2 separate regions of the Homo sapiens genome follow, and region 1 is linked to region 2. Evidence: read pairs that join two places in POLR2A ChIA-PET (ENCODE). Cell type or tissue: B cell. All regions are shown on one strand. Each heading gives the region's core, and the rest is flanking DNA. Links, peaks and the distances in the headings are about the cores only. Region 1 overlaps GALM (galactose mutarotase). Region 2 overlaps LINC03063 (long intergenic non-protein coding RNA 3063).

Region 1 (7,075 bases), core at 1,574-4,073, 1.1 Mb after region 2:
TGGGTGCGGTGACTCACACCTGTAATCCCAGCACTTTGGGAGGCCGAGGTGAGCAGATCACCTGAGGTCGCGAGTTCGAGACCAGCCTGACCAACATGGAGAAACCCCGTCTCTACTAAAAATACAAAATTAGCCAGACGTGGTGGTGCATGCCTGTAATCCCAGCTACTAGGGAGGCCGAGGCAGGAGAATCACTTGAACCCGAGAGGCGGAGGTTGCAGTGAGCCGAGATCGCGCCATTGCATTCCGGCCTTGGCAACAAGAGCGAAACTCGGTCTCAGAAAAAAAAAAAAAGTCAAATGTCAAATATCCCCTGAGAGACAAAATTATCCCCAATTGAGAACCACTAGTTTAGCTCATCTTTGAGCATTCACTGAGCAAAAGCCCTCACTTGGTTTCCCTTCCACATCTTCTGGTGTGAAGCTTTAAAATATGTTGCTATTGATAATATAAAATAATATTTGTACTAGAAACATGCATGTATAAAGTTATTTGCCGATTTGCAAACAACACAATGCACCTTTCCTACACTGTTATTCACAAGGACCCTGGAAAAGGTAGAGGCATCATTAGCCCAAATTTATTTTATTTTATTTATTTTGAGATGGAGTTTTGCTCTTGATGCCCAGGCTGGAGTGCAATGGCACGCGCGATCTTGGCTCACCGCAACCTCCACCTCCCGGGTTCAAGCAATTCTCCTGCCTCAGCCTCCTGAGTAGCTGAGATTACAGGCATGTGCCACCACACCTGGCTAATTTTGTATTTTTAGTAGAGACGGGGCTTCTTCTTTTTGGTCAGGCTGGTCTCGAACTCCTGACCTCAGGTGATCCGCCTGCCTCGGCCTCCCAAAATGCTGGGATTACAGGCATGAGCCACCGCGCCCGGCCTCATTAGCCCAATTTTAAACCAAAGGAAATGAGAGTCTATGAGGTTAAATGAATTCCCTGGGACCACTCAGGAAGAGCTGGAACTACACCCCAGGCCTTCTGACACTGACCAGTACACCAGCCTTTGACTCCCCTGCAAAGGCCAGGCTGCATCTTCATGGAGGAGGTGGGCAAATTCTCAAAAGCAGGGACTGCGGTTCTGACACCTGGGCTTCTGTCATGGAGCAGAGAGTGGGGCCTCTGTGTGGAAACTGGGCTAGAGGGGGGTGCCAGGTGCACCCCCAGGAGTGAGCCTGGAGCAGTACCCTGACCTCTCAGGATGTGTGTGTTCCTGGTTACCAGTCATTGCTCTTCTGTTTGCCTGGCAAGTGAGAAGAATAGAAGAAACACCTCCACTAATAAGCCAAGGTCCAAAAGGCTTTCAAACCACTGTGGTCTCTGACTTTTCACCTTCATATTCTATTTAGAAAAGAAAATGCATGCACACTTGAAAGTTTCTTCCAAATTTATCTGTTGCTATTTTGAGGCCTTATCTACCTCCACTTAGTTGATTATATTTAATCATGACCATCAGCCAAACAAGATTTTAAAAGTTTTTGTCAATGCCTGAAAACATTTTTGCAAGATAAGTTAAAAAACAAATATATGAAATAAGACTAAGCAGAAAACCTTTCCCCTACCTTTTCCTCCCAGGCTTCCCCAAATATAAATGACCATGAAGTCACCATAGAAGCGGATACTTATTTGCCTGTGGATGAAACCCTGATTCCTACAGGTTGGTGAATTTAACCTTTTTGTGTTATGTGGGATCATGGATTGGCTCTCGAGGCCAAGAAAGGACATTAGTGGAGAAAGCGGTGAAATCTTAATAAAGTCTACAGTTTAGTTAATAGAATTATTCTAGTGGTAATTTCTTAGTTTTGATATGTGTACTGTGTTTATGTAAAATGTTAGCATGAGGGAAAGCTGGGACAGAGATGCAGTATTTTTACCACTTTTCTGTAAGTCTAAAATTATTTCAAAATTTCAAAAATTTTTAAAAAATGGTGAGTAAGATAATACTTTACTGGGGCTGGGCGCGGTGGCTCACGCCTGTAATCCCAGCACTTTGAGAGGCCAAGGCGGTTGGATCACTTGAGGCCAGGAGTTTGAGATCAGCCTGAGCAACATGGTGAGACCCCGTCTTATTTTTTTTTAAGATTAAAAAAAAATTTTTTTAATGCAAAAGAAACTAAAGTTAAAAAAAATTTTAAATAACTTTACTGGATACTCATCTTACACTAGGTAACAGCTTTTGTTTTAGCTGGCTTTTTTGGGAGGGGGGCGGTGCGGGAGGGGATAGGGTCTCATTCTGTTGCCCAGGCTGGAGTACAGTGGCACAATCTCAGCTCACTGCTGCCTAGACCTCCTCCCCAGGCTCAGATGATTCTCCCATCTCCACTTCCTGAGTAGCTGGGACCACAGGCACACACCACCACGCCTGTTGTATTTTTAGTAGAGACAGTGTTTTACCACGTTGCCCAGGCTGGTCTCAAACTCCTGGACTCAAGCAATCTGCCCGCCTCAGCCTCTCAGAGGGCTGGGATTACAGGTGTAAGCCACTGCGCCCGGCCACTTTGGCCTCTTTAATGGGTTGAGTTTATGGCTGCTAGTTCAAACTTTTTATGAGGAAGAAAGGTAAGCATGTGAGCCTGCATACCCAACAGCAACTTCAGGTAACAGCAGGCATTAGGAACTCCCATAAATATAGTGACTACAAAACTAATTGGAATAATAATGAAAAATTGAGCTCAATGGGGTCAAATTTTTGGCATCACAGTTTTTGAATATTTTCCTGGCTCCAGGGCTGAGTTTAAAGGCTTTTCTGTTTGTCTTGGTAGCATGTGTCATCTTGTGATATTTACATGACTCAATAGAAGGGCATGAGTAAGCTGGCCCATCTGGTCCTAGAGGCAGAATTACTGCAGTAGAACTATATGTTGTGAACTGCAAGGAAAAAATAGTGGTGGCTGCTGTTTTGTGACTGATAAGGAAGAAAGTGAATCAATTAGCTTATAAGTGGAGGTTATGAAATAAGTGCATATTTATTTGTGTATATTTATAAAATCTTCTCATGCTATCCGGTTGAGTTGATCAGATGAAAATCACAACAGGGCATAATTTGTGCATTTAAAGGCCTGTAAAGGCCAAGTTATTTTACTTGATTGTAAAAAATCATTGTGGCAAAGCACAGTAGGCTTAACATGCACTCTAATGGACTGCATAAAACTTGCGTTCGCTGGGTATGGTGGCTCACACCTGTAATCCCAGCACTTTGGGAGGCTGAGGCAGAGGAGGATCACTTGAGCCCAGGAGTTCGAGACCAGACTGTGCAACACAGTGAGATCCCATCTCAACAAAAAATTGAAAAAAAAAATAGCCAGGTGTGGTAACACGCACCTGGGGTCCCAGCTACTCAAGAGGCTGAAGCAGGAGGATCTCTCGAGCCCAGGAGTTGGAGGCTGCAGTGAGCCGTGATCTCTGCTGCACTCTACCCTGGGCAACAGAGCAAGACCCTATCTCAAAAAAAAACCTAATTGGGAATATATGTGTTATATTTCAGTAGTTTTTTTTTTTTTTTAAAAAAGACCAAACTACCATTTATAATCACCATCTTTTCATGAAAGAATATTTTAGTACCATAAAAGTGTAAACAAATTTAATCTCAGAATAAGGAACAACTCTTTATGTTGAATTTATGTAGCTTTTTAAAAAATAATATGGTACCACTTGGAGCCAATACTATAAAAAAAATAAATAGCAGATTATCCAAACGTATCTCAGTTTTCTGGGGACCAGTGAAAATGTTATCACTAACTCATAATTCAGAACTAGTAATTGATCTGTAAGGCCACTTCTCTCTCTTGCATTCTCCAATTCTACGAGGCTCCTAGCATGACATTTTACTGCTATTTCCACAACTCTTCAAATCCTTTAGAGCTCTATCATTGAAGTAAATAAGTTGCTGCAACTTCAGAGCTCATGAAAAATTTGTAATTCTCTCCTACCTATCCATACTTGAGTCAGACCTACATGTTATACCTGTTTGCCGAGTGACACTTAAGCAGAAATTGTAGTATTGTTTTCTCTTTTCTCAGAAGTCCTTAAGAAACAAGCTAATTGTCTGATTCCTTTGAAACTTCCTCCAAAAATGGGTGGTAGTAACTGCTACCCTGCACTTTAGGAATGTAAGAATTCACATGTCTGGCCCACTTTCCACTGAGAACAAATCTCTAGGAGCCCAGATTTTCTCTCTTTTTTTCTTTCTGTTTTGTAGAGACAGGGTCTCCCTATGTTGCCTAGGCTGGTCTTGAATCCCTAGGCTCAAGCAATCCTCCCACCTGGGCCTCCCAAAGTGCTGGGATTACAGGTGTGAGCCACCATGCTGGTCCTCATCTGACTCTTAACACTGATCAAAAGCCCATGAGCTTAATTTTGAAAGAAATCCAAAAGGCTTGCCCATCATTTGATCACTCAGAAGTGCTGCTGGGCTCTCTAGGAGTTGGCAGTCTATGGGAAGGGTCAGCCAGAATTGTGTCCATTAATCTGGAAAATATCAGGATAGACATAACTAGGAGACTTGGCACAGAGGGCAGGCACTGCTGAGGGGGCTTCCAGATAGAGGAAATGAGAGTTAAATAAAACCTGGAAGGGAAAGTGGAAGTTTGCCAGGGAGTGAGGAGGAGAAAGGTGTTCCAGATAAAGATGAACAAGCGTGGGCGGTGCAAGAAATAGCAGGACTAGCCCAGGGAAGTGCTGTGCTTTTGAAGCAAAGCATTTGGGGCATAATTTTAGTGGCAGAGAGTGGATGGGCCTGGAGAGGTTGATTGGGGCCATGTCAGATCTGTACCAGGCTCTGTGGAACTGCAATCCCTAGGGTGGCCCTGGGTGGCCCCAGGCTGGCCTGGAGCTCAAGGCCGATCCACATAGCTGACTCACAGGTGTGCCTGAGTCCAGTCTCAAACTTCAGCGTGTTCTGCCAGAGCTGGACTGAACCACAAGGCCACTTTCCTGAGACGTGCTACAAGAACCTGTTAGACCAGGTCGGGTGCAGTGGCTAATGCCTGTAATCCCAGCAATTTGGGAGGCCGAGGTGGGCAAATTACTTGAGATCAGGAGTTCGAGACCAGCCTGGCTAACATGGTGAAACCCTGTCTCTACTAAAAATTCAAAAATTAGCTGGGTGTGATGGTAGGCGCCTGTAATCCCAGTTACTTGGGAGGCTGAGGCAGGAGAATCGCTTGAACCCAGAAGGCAGAGGTTGCAGTGAGCCCAGATCACGCCACTTTACTCCAGCCTGGGAAACAGAGCGAGACTCTGCTTCCAAAAAAAAAAAAAAAAGAGAGAGAGAAAATAACCTGTTAGACCAGCCATACTCCATTAAGACTTCTCAAAATAAATATGCACTATCTACCGACTGTGGTTTTGTTGAATTGAGAAAAAGAAGATACTGATTATCTGTGAGATAAGGTGAAGCTTTATGATAATAATAGCTAGTATTTCAGGGAGGACTTTATAAATAATTCATACCACAAGCCTGTAAGGTAGGTTCTGTTCATTTTTCTTATTTAACAGATGTGAAAACTATAGAACAAGGAGTTAAAGTACCTTACAGAGGATGACCCAGTTAACAAGTTGGGGAAAGCCGGGATTCACACCAAGGTAGTCTGGTATTAGAACTCAGGCTCTTAAGTAGACCTGCACTCTACAGATCTTACAATGTGGTTAGATGTCAAGAAGGTTTGGTGCCAGGCACAGTGGCTCACACCTTTAATCCCAGCACTTTGGGAGACCAAAGATTGGTTGAGCCCAGGAGTTCAAGAGCAGCCTGGGCAACATAGGGAGACCCTGTTAATACAAAACATTTTTTTGAATTAGCCAGGAGTGTTGGTGCATGCCTGTGGTCCCAGCTATTTGGGAGGCTGAGGTAAGACAATTGCTTGAGCCCAGGAGGTCAAGGCTGCAGTGAGCTGTGATTGTGCCACTGCACTTCAATGTGGGTGAAGAGCAAGACCCTGTCTCAAAAAAAAAGAAGAAGATTTGGGAGGTAGGGGAGAGGCAGAAAGGAGTGAGGAAAGAAAGAAAAGAAAAGTAAATTAATTTCTTTACTATATAAATACCCAAGTGCAACATATAGTCAATAAATGAGAAGTAAGCCAAAACAAAGAACAGACTTTTGCCAGCTGTCAATCCTCAGCTCTTTTGCCACCTTTTGTACAGGGAGCCTCCCCAGTCCTCTCACTGTCTCCTCCTTGTTCCTTCCTCCCTTCAATTTATTTCTACTTTTCTGCAAAGAAAACAGGAAACCAAGTTTGTTTAAATTAAATATAAGAAAGGGAGAGAGAGAAAGAGGAAGGAAGGAAAGGAAAAAGGGAAGGAGGGAGAGGTTTTCTTGAAATTAAAGAGCATGAATTTAAGTGTCTGGCCTTGTCAGTCTGACAAGAAAGGGAAAGTCAGGCTGGGCGCAGTGGCTCAAGCCTGTAATCCCAGCACTCTGGGAGGCCGAGGCGGATGGATCACGAGGTCAGGAGATCGAGACCATCATGGCTAACATGGTAAAACCCCGTCTCTACTAAAAATACAAAAAAATTAGCCAGGCGTGGTGGCAGGCGCCTATAGTCCCAGCTACTCGGCAGGCTGAGGCAGGAGAATGGCGTGAACCCGGGAGGTGGAGGTTGCAGTGAGCCAAGATCGGGCCACTACACTCCAGCCTGGGCAACAGAGCAAGACTCCGTCTCAAAAAAAAAAAAAAAACAAAAAAAGAAAGGGAAAGTCAAGGGAAAGTCACCTCAGGTGTCATTGTTCTGTTGCAGCATATGGTGTTCCTGACAGATCCCTTGTCTTTCTGGTTCTTGGTTTTCTCATATGCAGAATCTTGTTATGAACAAGTTGTGTTGAAAGTTCACATTCTTTAAGTATGTATGTTGGTCATCTCTGTTGAAAATGATAGAAAAATCACCTTCGGTAGAAAATTTACAAACAGGCCGGGTGCAGTGTCTCATGCTTGTAATCCCAGCACTTCAGGAGGTGGAGGCGGTTGGATTTTTGAGCCCAAGACTTTGAGACCAGCCTTGGCAACACAGTGAAACCCCATCTCTACCAAAAATACAAAAATTAGCCAATCTCACAGCCCAGTCTCAAAATAAATA
Region 2 (7,075 bases), core at 2,225-4,724:
CTGAATCCCAGTGTTAGCAGACGGAGCCTTGTTTCTTGAAAGTACATTCCCAGGGATTCCCTTGAAGAATGTGAGAGATCAGCTGGAATGAAACTGGATGTTTTAGGGTCCTGAGGGAAATGTAAATCCAGCAGCTTATTCTCAAGATGTGGCTCCAGAACCAGCAGCACTGATTCTTCTAAAGAGTTGAGAGTGCATTTTAGCTGTGATATCTTTGTACTCTTAAGAAATCCTCCTCAACAAGACAAAACTTGACCAAGAGCATTCAGTTGTCTTCCAGAAGGCTCCCTTGAGGACTGGGACTCTTCCTGGATGCACCCAATTAATCTATTGAAACAAGGACTCGTGATGGCAGCCCCTCACCTGACAAACTGGATTTTCCCCAGAGATCATTTGTAATGTTTTTCCTGAATCTTATTTGTGTTTCCCTATTAGCAATGTTATGTATTTCTATATCGCAAATCCTAAGTGCCGCCTGTAGAACCTAACCTCCATTTATAGCATGGAACACACAGCCCATCACGTATCCTTGCCCTGGCCTTCAGCCTCTGAATATTTTAATAAAAATCACTCTTTCCTCCTTAAGGACCATGTTCTTTAAAAGCTTAACACATAGTTCTTAATAATTGGTTGCTTTACTTGATGTTTCTCTGTTTATCTTGGCTGCCCAGAAGCTCAGACTTAAATGTAAGAGTCTACTTACAGTAACAACCTTGTTGCGGATACAATTAATTCTCCCTATCTTGTATGTGGTTTCCGTTGTCTTTATTTATTATCTTTATTTAAACCTTTAAAAGAGTATAGGATATCAATTTATGAAAAGAAAAATATTTTTTTTAGTTCAATTGAAATCCCTGTTTTGTACCACACTATATTTAATGCCCCATATAGTTCTAAAACTCTGCATGATTCAAAGCAGGGGTTCTTATTCTGGCGTGTGTGTGTGTGTGTGTGTGTGTGTGTGTGTGTGTCTGTATGTACATACCTCAAGGGAGTCTCTAATTTATATATATAATTTATATGTATATATACACACATATATGCACACACACACACACACATATATATACTTTATATGTAACATATATATTAAATATTATATATGTGTATACATACTACACATATATATACACATAGTGTTTGTGTGTGTGTGTGTGTGTGCACTTTTGGAGAGAGAGCATCTCTAACTTTCATTAGTTTATGCAAAGAATTTATGACCCTTCTCTTGCCCCACCCCCAGACCCAAAGTTAAAAATTACTGGTTTAAAGGGACCTGGAAGTAAATATCCAAGAATAGGAATGCACACAGCTCCGCCTTCAAGTCTTCCTCCCCAGTCAGTAAACATCATTGTCATTTATTTTTGGCCTCTTTTAGGAATCGTTCTTCTGACCAAGCAAGTAGATGAATTGCTATATATGGAGCCAGTTCAAAGCAAGGCACAACTCGCTGGTTTTAGATACCAAAGAAGTCCTACAGTTCAATTATGACCTGGGGGAGGTCAGAGCTCGGCAGGTGAATCTTGCTTCTGAATGAAGCTGAGGCAGAGGGAGCCGACTTGCTTCACCCTTTCCCTCACTGGTTTCCCCCAGGGAGGCCTGGGTAACAGGCAGGGTGCAGCTCCTAGGCACAAAGATGCCTACTGATTGTGCTGGGCCAGGCTGTGGATGGGAGTTGATGGGGCAGCGAGATGCTGGGCTAGAGGCAGCAGTGGGCACCCATGACACTCAGGGAGCTGGATGTCAAGCCACGGAAATGAAATCTACCAGAGTATCAATGAGTCACAGCTGCAGCATGTTCTGAGTCCATGCACAGTGCTGTTGCCAGGAGACCCAAGACAGTGTTTTCCAAAGATGCTTAAAGCAAGTCTCCTGAGCTGGCTAAGGATGCACCATAGGGTAAGCGGCACAGAGCACATGCGCCATCACTTTCCTCCTCCTCTCCAACCAGAGAAGTACAGCAATGATCTGCTTAATAGTAAGACATGTGACAGCAACAAGTACACACTAAGTCACTATTCCTCTTGTTTCCCTGTAAGGGGAACTTGGCAGTTTTTACATTTCTGTCCCCTCATTCCCTCCTCTCCAGAGGAGGAGTGGCTTCCCTGATTGGGGAACTTGGGAGCGACGCTTGAGAATGTGGGCTCAGTCTCCTCCTCTGCCCTCGAGCTTTGGGAACAGCCTGCCTCAGAGGCCATGTATTCTGGTCTGTTTGATTCCTTTGTACTGTAGTTTTCCCTGAGAGGACTCCTTCATAGGAGACTTCTAGCTGTCCAGCACTGCTGTGGATACGCTTAATTTGGGGATGTAATGCTGGCATGCTCATTTGGTCCTCACATCTAAGTCACAGTCTCCAGTAGCTTTACCAGTAATGATACTGACGTTTTGATCTCCACTTCTTTCTATTGGTTCTGAACATAGGCCAGTAAGGCAGGAATGCTTTGTATTGGTCTTTTAAAATTCCAACAATTTCTTCTGAAGAAAGGGCTCTCCTAGTTTGAAAAATCTTAAGACAATCTGATCTCAGGCCCTGTGGGTGGTTAACAATATTTAGGGTCATAAAAGCTGGTTAACATCAGCAGGCAAGAGATCTTGGAGAAATGAAGGGACAGAAGTGGAGCAGACAAGGAAAGGGTCACCCTACCCCAGCAGTCACAGAAGTCACCAAACTTCACCAACATGATCTTCCAGCTTGAGCTGCCTCTCCATGTCCTCTCTCCCCGGCCAGATCTGATTCAGAGAGTGCCTGGGCCAATGAACATCTAACTGATATATTGAACAAATAGAGTTTAATCTGGTATGATCATGAAGTCATGTTTTTCTCATCACTGCTCCAGCGAATGCCATCTTGGCTCCTTTCTGCTGACTCTTGCCTTTGAATGAAATCTCACAAAGACATCCTCGTTTTGGTTATTCTTAGACAATAATGGAAAAGTCCTCTAGTTACATCTAGCCACAAAAAATATATATCTTATTTGAAATTAAAATGTCCAGGCCCATGTAATAGTCACATTTAGAGTAGAAACCCTGTTATCCTCCATGCAGGCTGGCTTTCTCCTAGAAACTTGTATGAAGTCAGGGAGGGGAGGCATACCTACTTTCTGTATTTCTACGGAGCATGTTTACCATTCTCCTTTACTTACTAGGTTGTCTTGGATGACCCAGGGCTGAGGCAGGGGAACAAGAAGAGATAGGGAAAGTTCTTGCTGGATGGTCTGGTGCTGGTCTCCTCTGGCTATGGGTCCTTAAGAGGTTCTTTTGCTGGGTCCCACTAACTACAGCTTCTAGCCTTTTCGGCTGAGGTCACTATACTATTTCCAGAACGTACCCCTGAGTGGGGTCACCTTTTAAATGACCCAAGTTGACAGTCCTACTACGAGTTACACATCTTGGAGTCACATGCCAGTGGCCTGGCATTTAAATCAGAGGAGGCTTCAGCTAACATCCTCTTGCGACTAGTGGCAAAGGGTTGGTGGCCTGGGTGTGGCTGGCTGCTAGAGTGTGGAGCTGGCAGAGGTTTTGCTGGTGAGATGCTGCCGGGGTTTTGGAGGAGGAAGTGGGTGGAAATGTGGGCCTTGCCCTCTCTCAGCCTGTGACAGCCTCTCTCTTTCCTGCTCCTGTTCCTTGCTGTTGGTTGCCCACTTTTCCCTTGCATCTCTCAGGCCTTGCCTTCTTCTTTGCAGTCACAGCATCCACGTCATCTTTTCCTTTTTTTATAGGATTTTTGGCTTCATAGAGAGGCTTGGTGGTACCAGCCTCTCTGTTATTTTTGTTCTAAGCCAGCCACATCTTCCCCTTTCACTTGCTAGACTGAGAGTATTCTGGGTGACTTTGAATTGAGCAGAGGTTGCCTTGGCAATCTGTGTACCCAGGGATATTGATTGGGACTTCAGGAAGTTCATGTGAGCTGACATGCAGACATAAGAAAGGGTCTACTGGGCAGAAGGAGCCAGGGCAGGACAGAAGCTACCAAGAGGAAGGGAGAAGGGAGGAGCTGCCTTAGAGAAACACAGGATCTGCCTGCCAGGAGTTCACAGGGTTCAGCAAATGGCCCAATTGTGATAGACAAGAATTACACAGAGGGAGTAAGTTCTAAAGCATTTAAACATTCCAAGCAAAACAATAAGGGCTGTGAATATCGACTCAATAATCCTTCCTATTCTAGGATTTTGGAAAAACCCATTTTACGAATTCCCTACAAAAAGTTTCCAAATCACTCAGAGAATAGTGTATTTGCCTGAAAAACATCCAGACATTCCTTATCAGCAGGCTTATGCTGCCAGCAGTGGTAACACTGTGCTTTCCCCTAAGATGTGCAAGGTTATGAGCCATGGAACAGATGTTTGCGGTTTATGACTACCTCTGCTTAAGCCTGATTTCTTAAACAAGTAGTATCTTTCAGGTGCCTTCTAATATGCACTGACTGCATTTGCTGGAGGCCTCTGTCTTAACACAGTCTCTTAATTCCCCTTCCTTTTGACTGTGTGGTTCCAGGAATGCTTGGATTTTAGTAAAATCCTGGCCTTTGATTAGGGCTGAAACTGTGCCTACTGCCCTAATGGTACATGGCAAATTAAATATCCCCCAACTTGGGTTTTGATGTGTTTGCTCTGATGAACTTTTCTCATTATGGGTTGATATGGTTAGGCTTTGTGTCCTCACCCAAATCTCATCTTGAATTGTAATCCCCATAAGCCCCATGTGTCAAGGGAGAGACCAGGTGAAGGTAACTGAATCATGCGGGTGGTTTTCCCCATGCGGTTCTCGTGATGGTGAGTGAGTTCTTACGAGATCTGATGGTTTTGTAAGGGACTCTTCCTCCTTTGCTAGGCACTTCTCCTTCTTGCCACCTTGTGAAGAAGGTGTCTTGCTTTCTCTTCGCTTTCTACCATGATTGTAAGTTTCCTGAAGGCTCCCCAGCCATGCTGAACGGTGAGTCAATTAAACTTCTTTCCTTTATAAAATTTCCCAGTCTCGGGCAGTTCTTTATAGCAGTGTGAGAATGGAATAATACGTGCATCGAAGGGCAATTCACGTCCTTTCTCTCCTGGGTTGGATTTCTGGAGCTAAACTCAGGTTTGCAGGAGTTAGCATTACTTCTTCACCATGGAAAAGAAAAACAAGGACAGGTGGTTGCATAAAGGACCCAGTGATTAAATCGAAAGCACCTGTGAAAACTCAAAGTCAATATTTTCTTTAAAGGAAGGGAGTGTACACAATCATGGTTGTTTAAGTTAGCTACCATAGCAGAAATGACCTGAATATCAATGATTGGCTTCAGCTGCTCAGCACGTCCTTCGGGTCGAAAAGTTGGGCAGTGGCCTCTGCCAACTTGTTTTTAATGAGATATCCTAATATTTTGAACAACATTGCTATGCTTCTATTTCTACCTTAATGAAAACAATGATATCACTTATACTTATTAAGCACTAGCCATGCATCCAGCACAGAACTAAATATTTATATGGATTATCTTGATTAAACTCCTCACAATAACCCTATGAAGTAGCTGCTATTTTCACGAATAGATGATAAAACAGAGGCTTAGAGACAATCTGCCCACAGTCATATAGTTTGTAATTGAGTCAACCCATGGCTGTTGTGACTCCAAAGTCCATGCTCTTACTTAGTATTGCCTGCCTGTCTTCATCAGTTGGGTAGAAGGTAACTTCTAAGTTTGTGTGTGTGTTGGTGGCAGGGGTTGGTGTTTTTTTTTTTTTTTCCCTTCCCAGGTGTTTGTTATCACAATGATTTTCACAATTCCATGTCCTGTTCCTGTGCTCTCTGTGGTGTTGACTGCATCAGTGGGAGCTTAGCTGGGGCACCTGAGTTCTCCTCCAGGTGTCCTCTGTGAGTGGTGTCTCATCCTCCAGGGCATCTCCACATGGCTTCTCTCCAGCAGAACAGCCTAGTCTTCCTCACAACATGGCAGCTGGGATCCAAGAGGGAGCTTAACCAAGAAAACAAACCCCTTTTCCAATTGCTTATATTAAGCCTCGCTTGCTAAAGTCTCATTGGCCAAATCAAGTCACATGATCAAGCCCAGATTCAACGCAGGAGAGAACTTTACCAGGGGTAAATATCAGGAAGTGTCATTCATTGGCGAAGCCACAGTAGAACAGTCTATCTCATTAGTAATAATAGTAATGATATCTTTCATATATTGAGCACTTACCATGTGCTAGTCAGTGTGTTATAGGCTTTACAAAATTATTTTAATCATCATAGTAACCCAACCTATCAGCTTGGTTTTATTCCCATGTTATAGGAGAGGAAACTGAAGCTCAGACTAACCTGATAAAATGACAAGAGTGAATTCAAACACTGATCATTCTAAGTTCCCGATCCAAGAGATAGAAATATGGTATACAGAAAATGAAAAAAAATTTTTTTTTCGTATAATGATAGCCCTTGGAATTCATAAGGAAAAAAATAAAGGTACTAGTCAATGACTTTAATGCTCAGTAGGTAGCATGTTTAGGGGCCTTCCTGCCTCAAGACTAATTCTCTTGTATTTGCAGCCAGCCTTTCTAATTCTGGTATTTTGAATGGAGAACAGTCAATAAACAAAATTGGGTATAATTAGGCTAATCAAAATGTGAAATAATATAGTGTAACTTTTCTTTTAATCAGCCTCTTGTTTTATTCTTTGGCTAAATGAGCTGGTCTTTCCTCTGGCTGTGTTTTCAAAAAGTTCTGCTCCAAACCATTTGGCAAGCAGTGAGCTGGAGAAAGAACGAAGGGGAAGGGTCTATACCCTATAATGATGCAGATTTCAAAACATAGCTTGGATTTTTGGAAAATCCCTTCATGAGCATGAAAAATACAACAACTATGTTCAGATGCTTTTGCCAGCTGAAAACCACCATGACACTTGAGATCAGTTGCAAACGTTCTCTCCTTCCCCACCAGCACCCAGGGCTGTGGTCCAGGCAGTGAACACAGTGTTTGGCCTGTCCCAGGCCTAAGGGTGTATGAAGTGTGGGCATTGTTGGGTGAGCTTGGCTGGGAGGGCAGTGCCTCAATGCAAGGGAATCATGTGGAAAGATTCATGGAAATTTATATTAAAATATGATAC

What was found. ChIA-PET counts read pairs that join two places held together with the same protein. Peaks named below come from ENCODE experiments on the same cell type or tissue, not always from the same donor. Only the 100,000 strongest peaks of a DNase experiment are listed, where the experiment ranks them.
Region 1: POLR2A ChIA-PET joins it to region 2 with 7 read pairs; 2 of 35 experiments call an interaction of 5 or more read pairs at or near these places.

What each region holds. Positions count from the first base shown.
Region 1 is chr2:38,688,233-38,695,307 of GRCh38, forward strand. It overlaps GALM (galactose mutarotase), which reads left to right. Exons shown (of 7, transcript NM_138801.3): 4 at 1,581-1,662. The region is part of intron 2 of LOC124905993 (a long non-coding RNA gene); the gene reads right to left. Among named protein-coding and RNA genes, the nearest start is that of GALM, 26 kb to the left of the region's middle. RefSeq lists a silencer at 4,495-4,789. In B cell, for the core only: no CTCF peak of the experiment used is centred there; no DNase peak of the experiment used is centred there.
Region 2 is chr2:37,612,503-37,619,577 of GRCh38, forward strand. It overlaps LINC03063 (long intergenic non-protein coding RNA 3063), which reads left to right. Exons shown (of 2, transcript NR_187223.1): 2 at 1-585. Among named protein-coding and RNA genes, the nearest start is that of LINC03063, 54 kb to the left of the region's middle. In B cell, for the core only: no CTCF peak of the experiment used is centred there; DNase peaks (open chromatin) are centred at 3,529 and 4,379; H3K27ac peaks cover 2,107 bases.